Linked DNA regions of Homo sapiens: all the other regions are linked to region 2. The links are chromatin loops, found by intact Hi-C in ENCODE. Cell type or tissue: mammary epithelial cell. All regions are shown on one strand.

Evidence for each region. A loop is a pair of places that touch in the nucleus more often than their neighbours do. Peaks named below come from ENCODE experiments on the same cell type or tissue, not always from the same donor. Only the 100,000 strongest peaks of a DNase experiment are listed, where the experiment ranks them.
Region 1: a loop joins it to region 2, with 27 times the contacts of the local background. A loop is called at or near these places in 8 of 110 quality-filtered maps.
Region 3: it touches region 2 in a loop (7-fold over the local background); 4 of 110 quality-filtered maps call a loop at or near these places.

The regions. Positions count from the first base shown.
Region 1 is chr11:13,383,679-13,386,178 of GRCh38, reverse strand. It overlaps BMAL1 (basic helix-loop-helix ARNT like 1), which reads right to left. Exons shown (of 20, transcript NM_001297719.2): 19 at 388-490. Among named protein-coding and RNA genes, the nearest start is that of BTBD10, 78 kb to the left of the region's middle. In mammary epithelial cell, a CTCF peak has its summit at 1,177 (motif pointing right); no DNase peak of the experiment used is centred here.
Region 2 is chr11:13,182,332-13,184,831 of GRCh38, reverse strand. No RefSeq gene overlaps it. Among named protein-coding and RNA genes, the nearest start is that of BMAL1, 94 kb to the left of the region's middle. In mammary epithelial cell, CTCF peaks have their summits at 1,067 and 1,643 (motif pointing left); a DNase peak (open chromatin) is centred at 1,361; H3K4me3 peaks cover 183 bases; H3K27ac peaks cover 622 bases.
Region 3 is chr11:13,015,337-13,017,836 of GRCh38, reverse strand. No RefSeq gene overlaps it. Among named protein-coding and RNA genes, the nearest start is that of RASSF10, 7.3 kb to the right of the region's middle. In mammary epithelial cell, a CTCF peak has its summit at 1,251 (motif pointing left); no DNase peak of the experiment used is centred here.

The DNA of each region.
Region 1 (2,500 bases), 200 kb before region 2:
AAAAGATGGATGTGATGGGAAAAGCAAACTCTTTTCACTTAATGACTTTTAATACCTTCTGATATGCTTACTAATCACCCTTCTAGGCATTATCTCTGAACCTTCATTAGCCTTCTCTCTCTGAAGAGATTATGCCCCACATGGGAGAAAGCCTATGTCTAGGTAGCTGTAGCCTCCTCTTGAGTTCCAGGCACAAACTTGGACCTCCACCAAAACTCAAATACTGGTCAACTTTTTAGAGATTTAAACAAATTTTAAACTTTTATTCTGTTCCTATCAAATTTATCTAGGATTAGCTTGTTTCACACAGTTCAGTTCTTAAAATTGACTTTATGTAAGATGTTTTGCAAGCTCATTGCAATGGAAACGAATAATGATGCCACTTACCAAGAATAGAAGAACTATCAGAATATGGATAACCTGGGTTCTCCTGAGCCTGGCCTGATAGTAGGCCACTGGAAGGAATGTCTGGAGTCCCTCCATTTAAAATCTACAAACAAAAGGAGGGAAGTGTGAAGTTTGAATCAGTATTATGAGCAATGCCAAAAGGAAAATGAAGCATGGGGTGGGGTGGGGAGAAGCTTCAAATGGCTTCAGTTTTCTATTGGATGATTTCAAACAAGGAACTGTTAGACAGACATGGTCAGAGTAAGAAAAAACCTCTCCCCCGAACTATTCTTTTCTCTCCATTTTAGTGAGCCCACAGAGGCAACTTAAAGGCTGAATAAAATCCCAAGAGCATTCAACTGCCTGGAATCATGATGCCCACATATTTCTTTAGGACCAATGCCTAAACTTCAATGAGCCCAGCTAGACGTTTCCCCTATAAGGGAATAAAACATCTTATAGTGACAGATATTTCTGAAGAAGAAAAAGTGGAGTTAACAAGCTGTGAAGAGACACAGCTCAAGGAGTCAAATGAAGAAAACAGAAGTAAATCTCTTATACTACAGGTGCCAACTTCAGTAACCTGTGGTTTAAGTTAAGACAGGCTACTGGGGAGGATTATTACTACTACTCAGTAAGAGAACTCTGTCTCAAAATCTCCCCCACTCACCCCAGCTGCCTTCCCCTGGCTGAGTCTCAAAGAAGAGCATTCTTTGAGACCTATCTGGATATACGTGAGGAAACAGTTTGGTAGCTGCTGCTTTCAGGAGCAGCAATGATTTCAGGCTTTGCCAGCAGGTGGCATTATAACTTACTTTATTTCCACAGCAACGTTTTGGTCTAGGGACCCTTTTACACTCTTAAAAAAATCATTGAGGACTCCAAAGAACTTTTGCTTATGTAGGCTGTATTTATCAATATTTACTGTATTTGAAATTAAAACTAATAGATTTCTTAAATGTAATAAACCCGCTACATGTTAACATAAATAATGAATAGTATTTTAATGAAAAATAACTATTTTCTAAAACAGTAACAAAAAATTACCAGGCAGAGTATTATCTTACATTTTTGCAAATCTAATGTCTGGCTTAATAATTTTCAACTGGATTCTCATATATGTTTTTCCATTCAGTCTATTTAGATACGTCTTGTGATTCAAGTATATGAAGGAAATCCAACCTCCCACAGATAAGTAGTTGGAAAAGGGAGGCATATTTTAATAGACTTTTCAAATAATTGTATTCTTTTTTGATACCACTTCAAAACTTGACACGTAGAAGTTTCTTAAAGGTGAGTTGCAATGTGGAATCTGAAACCATATCAATGAATGTTTTGTACTCTTTATATCTTGGCACTTAGGATGGATCTTTTACCCTTACATGATTTTGAAATACCTTGCATTGTTTAGTTACAAAATATTGGTTCACTGAGTTATGCAGATCTTCTATATATTGACACATTTCATTATAGAGCATCAAAATATCACTATTATTAATACTCCCTATCTCATCAACAACATTTTTTAAGTTTTAGGAAGATCTCAAGGTCAAAGTAGCAGAGACAAGTTTTCTAAAAATTCCAATTTTTGCTTGAAAGCTCAGATTTTATCATTGGCAACAAATGTCAGTCATTTTCCTTAAAGTGACAGGTTCACTTCATTCATTTCCAAAAAAAAAGTATTCTAAATACCCAAAACCGAATGACCATATACAATAAAAATGGTGTCCAATGAAAATAGTAGCTAGTTCAACTCACAACTTAATCACACAAGTAGTTTTTGAGACAAACATCATACTTTGGTATGCAGCACAAGTTCTGTGTACTTCTCATTTTGTCACAGAGCATTAAAAAGATGTGTGCTTGAGAATTTTATAAAAGTAATGATGGACATTTTCCCTCCCTCCCTCACTCCCTTCCTTCCTTTCCTCCTTCCCTCCTTGATAGGGTCTCACTCTGGTTGCCCAGGCTGGAGTACAGTGGCACAATCTCAGCTCACTGCAGCCTCAACCTCCTGGGCTCAGGTGATTCTCCCACCTCAGTCCCCGGAGTAGCTGGGATTACAGGTACACCACCACACCTGGATAATTTTTTTTGTATTTTTTAGTAGAGA
Region 2 (2,500 bases):
AAGACACATATAACCCACGCCCCTGCCATTTGAACTGACGCCACGTGGGAACCTCAGCATTCCTGAATCTTGTAGAAGCTGCCCTTGCCCTTCTTTCACGTCTTCCATTTTGAGGAGACTAAACCTGCTCTCCTTTGGCAGCCGAGGGTGTTTGGAAGTGACTCATGTAGGGAACCCACTGGTTACCCAGTAGCATGAGCACATCAGTCAAACGATTAGACCCCTGCCTCATATGTAGACCAATGACCCTGGAAATTGTTCTGTCAGACTCCTTCCAGTTCTCTGACAATCTGATAGGTGCTGGGAACACACTGCCTGGAGGTGAGTTGTTTACTTGGTTTAAGTGGTTCAGCTGAAGATTTCAACAGAGCTCTGCTGAGTTCGTACGGCAATACCAGTAGCCAGTGTTTAAACATTCATACCCCATGAAGCCAGACGATATCCAGAAATGGCACAGCTTGGAGATGCATCTTACCGAGATCACTGAGCTGCTGTGGCCTGAAAGCCCATTTAACTAGGAAGAATTATATGCAACAAAAAGCACGTTTACAAAGTCTGAAGGCTTCCTTGAGTTAGCATTTGAATGGTTGTCTTTTCTTTCATATGTGTTCTGACAAACTTTATGTTTGACTAGGTGTCTCTGTGGCTTTCTGAAATGATAATGAGTGTCAATAAATATATGGCTATATCTACATTTTAAAGTGTCAGAATAGAAGCAAATTGGAGCCAATGTGACATGGAATAAAGACTATATGAGCTTTATCACTGGACAGACCAGGTTACAATCCAGGAGCTTTGACTTATCAGCTGTGTGTCCTCGACATAGTTACTTAGCCTCCCTGAGCATGTGTCCTTAGATGTGAAATAGGAATAAGGGCACTTTATTGCCTTGTGGAGCTGTAGTAAGTGTCAACCTGGGATCAAACATTTATACATCTACTAGTTGCCTGGCATATTGAAGGTGCTCAGTAAATTGTAGATAAAAATATTTAGGATCTCATCTCATCTGAAACAGAATAAATCTGTGGATACTGGCTGCATTTACTATGAGGAATGATAGAGGGCAGACTTTACAAAGTTATGTATAAAATACATCGTCTTTCATTTTGACTTCCAAGAGGGTAGTGAGAATTCCATAAATGACTTTCTTAAATGTTTTGGCTGAAAGATGCCTCTGTCGCTACTTTTAATTTCTTTGCAGAAACTGGGGGTTTCCTGTTAGGCAAGAATTCCAGAGAAGGATATTGGGCAATGTTTAATTGACAACTTTCATCACCATGTACATGCCTGGTCCCCCAGATAATGGTGGAGCATTTTTGGCAGGTTTCTGACCACCTCTATACCTGTCATAGATTTGCTGATAAGTAGAGGAAATGAAAGATGCTGAATTTTCCTGACATCATTTCAAATTGCATCATTTGAAAACAGTATGAAGTGTATGACTAGAAGCATTACGGAATACAGAAAATCAACTTGCAGCTAACTGGCAATCAGGTTACCTCTAAATTAATGGTGGATTGGGCTGAGTGTGAATTCCATTCCACCACGAAAGAATGAATGGACATTCAATAAATATTTGTGGAACTCTGAAGACGTCCTGAAATGTAAACATTTGTTCTAGTTTACACTGCCACCTGCAGTCTTTGGGGGAACCAGCCTCACTGAATCTCCACAGCATTAAGTGTTATTTATCACTGCTTGACATTTTCAATAATTTAGAGATAAAAAACGGTATGTCTAAGTTGCTTTAGCTAGAATTTTTTGCTTACTGAAGATTTCCTACCTGTGGACTTCAACATTTTTATTTTTTAAATGAATTTATGATTATATCTTTGGCTCATTTTTCTATTTGAATCCTGACAATGTTTTTCTTAACTTCTATAATGGGCTTTTTGAAAATCATTGGTATCATCCTTTACAAAATGTAAGTGATACAGTTTTGTTAGTCTATGATTTCCTTGGCAGAGACCATAGAACATGGCAAACACTGAAAAATGTGTATTGAATTATGTTCTTTTAAGTAATCTTATATTTAAAAATACTTTTAAAAATATAAAAGAACTATGTACTTATTATTTTCAAAAAAATAAATATGTAGGCAGAGTAGAAGGATCCCCACTCAAAGGCAATCACTGTAGTTGTTACCAGGTACTTTTAATTTATTTTAATACCTGAATACTGTTCCTGCAAGTTATATTCTTATTTACCGATTTTCCAGTGCGTTCTCAGTTAGTTTTCAATTTTGCTCTATCATATACTGTTGTTACAAGAACAAAACACTAAATTATAAATATTTGTATTTACAATTGTATTGCAGTCTTCAAACCATGTGATCAACCACCTCCCTCCCACAACACACACACACGCACGCACGCGCACACACACACACACACACACACATATATATATAGTCTAAGAACAGCAAGTCCAGGGGAAGAGATTTTTGCTCTGCTGACTTGGGGGGAGTAGAAGACGTTATGAATGGCTGAAGGTAAAAGAA
Region 3 (2,500 bases), 170 kb after region 2:
GATCATGCCACTGCACTCCAGCCTGGGCAACAGAGCAAGACTGTCAAAAAAAGAAAAAAAGAAAAAGAAAGTTAGGCTGGGCACAGTGGCTCTTGCTTGTAATCCCAGCACTGTAAGAGTCCAAAACGGGCAGATCCCTTGAGGCCAGGAGTTCGAGACCAGCCTGGCCAACATGGCAAAACCCTGTCTTTACCAAAAATACAAAAATTTAGTCTACATTTCAGGATAATCAGGATTTAAACTATTCTTTAGGGTAAAACTTGATAAGATAAAGATTATTTCCACAGAAGTATTTCACTTTATCTGTGAAGAAGAAATAAGGGGGAAGGAAGAAAGGAGGGATAGAGGAAGAAAGAACTAAAGAGAGAGAGAGAGAGAGAGAGAAAGTATGAGGCTAGTAGAAGAAAATATATAGAACCATATTTTTGTGACTTCATTACTTAAACAAGAACCCCAAACCACAAGCCACAGGGGAGGTGGATGCTAAATTTGACTACATTAAAAGTAAAGACATTTTCAACAACAGATACCAGGGACACAGTTAGAGATGGAGGACAGATAGAAGATATTCACACTAGCTCTAAGGTTAAAAGAAAGTAATGTTCAGAATATGTAAGGAACTTCTGAAAATCTGCCAGAAAAGTGAAACCAAAGGAAAAATGGTCAATAACAACATAGGCAATTAACAAAAGGGGGACCTAAAGAATAATAAGCAGATGAAGCTTAACTTTACTAGATTTTAAAGAAATGCAAATTAAAACAGATTTGCAAATAGTAGAAGGTTGATCAATATCAAGTGCTTGTGGGGAATATGGAAATCTTCACTCCTAGTAAGAGCCTAACCGGGTATAGCAATTTGGCAGAGCAATCCTGCAGTTCAGCACTCACATATGTCCACCGATTTCTATCTGTGTTAATCGACACCTTGTTTGAGATAGCAAGGAATTGGTGACGACCTAGATATCACTCACTAAGGAAATACAGAAAGAGACAGAATACCATGCAGGTAAAAAAATAATGGTCTAAATTTGCATATACCAATGCAGAATGCTTGCACAAACATAATGTCATGTGAAAAAGAAAGAAACATAATAAATTTTATAGCTCAATAAAGTCATATATATTAAACACAAGCATACAGACAGTTTCAGTCTACTGTCAAGGATACATATACATACACAACCATATGAACTGTGCTGGCACATTGCTCAGCCTCAGGGTTACCATTCACACAGTTTTCCATGCAAATGGTGCCCTCTGGGGAAAGATGCCAGAATACAACATGAATGGTGCCCCTTGAGGGTATGCAACATGGCAGCCTTGAATATATAAGATGGTTTGGAAGGTTGTAAATTAATACATTGGAATAGGGGCCTATCATAAGAGCAAGGAGGGAAATGGGAGTGGGAATGGGGAGGGAGGAGAACATGAAGTAAAATGAAGATAGAAAAGGGCACATGCATAAAAGGAGGATGATAGTGTGACCTGAATGAAGAAATAGGATCAACTCAATTCCGTGGTCTTAAGTTGGGGAGGGTGGACCTAAAGGAGGGATCTTGAGCTGGAAAACCAACAACCTTCACAAACCTGCTAAGAAATGTGGATTTTATCTTGAAAGCTATGGGAAATCCTAGAAGTGTCTGAAACAGGAGATTTGCATGGGAATGGATGAGAAGGGGAGAGGCTGGGGGAAGCAGGCCTTCAAAGCAATCCATGCAAGGTCTCCATGAGCACGATGGGGTCATTGTGGCCAAAGATGCATTCAGCCAGGTGTGCATACCTAATGCCACACACAAAGATCCTTGGAAAGCCTGGCACTCCCTCCTTCGACTCCTCCCACATCCTCATGTACCCAGAGGCTCAAACAGAAATAAAGCCTGTTAAAAGTGCTGGGGACAGCTCCCACCAGCACGGTCATGGTTGGTACCACCTTCCAGATGTGAGTCTGACTAGCACACAGCTGTCTTCCCTGATGGCTGAGGAGTCCACGTTGTTGACTGACTATGCACCTGCGCTTTGTAGAGCAACAACAGTCCATGGGGCATTCAGTCAAAACCTCCAAGCTAACACAGGGAGTATTCGTTTTTTAAGAATTTTTTTTCATTCTCCCAGACAGCCACCCAAATATTTACATAAGAATTTCCCCTCCTCTGTATTTTACTAAATCTTCACCTAGTAGATTTAGCAAAAGTGTGATCTTCCGAAAAGTACTCCACTTTCCTGGTAGAAATACCTGGACAAGACTTTGATCATCTCTGAAGCCTTTCCAATGGCAACGCTCTGGAGTCCCGGGGACTTTTTCTTCTGGATGTGCTGAACACTTACTGTGCGTAATGCATCAGGTGTGTGTAGCAACAAGGCACAGGTTTTGTGGTCAGGCTTGGGTTGGAATCCCGCATCTCTTACTTATGAACTGAATGGCTTTAGTTCCTTTATCTGTAAACATTGGAGATTAAAACGTTCTATCTCACAAGATTAATGCAGAGAAAATACATGTGAA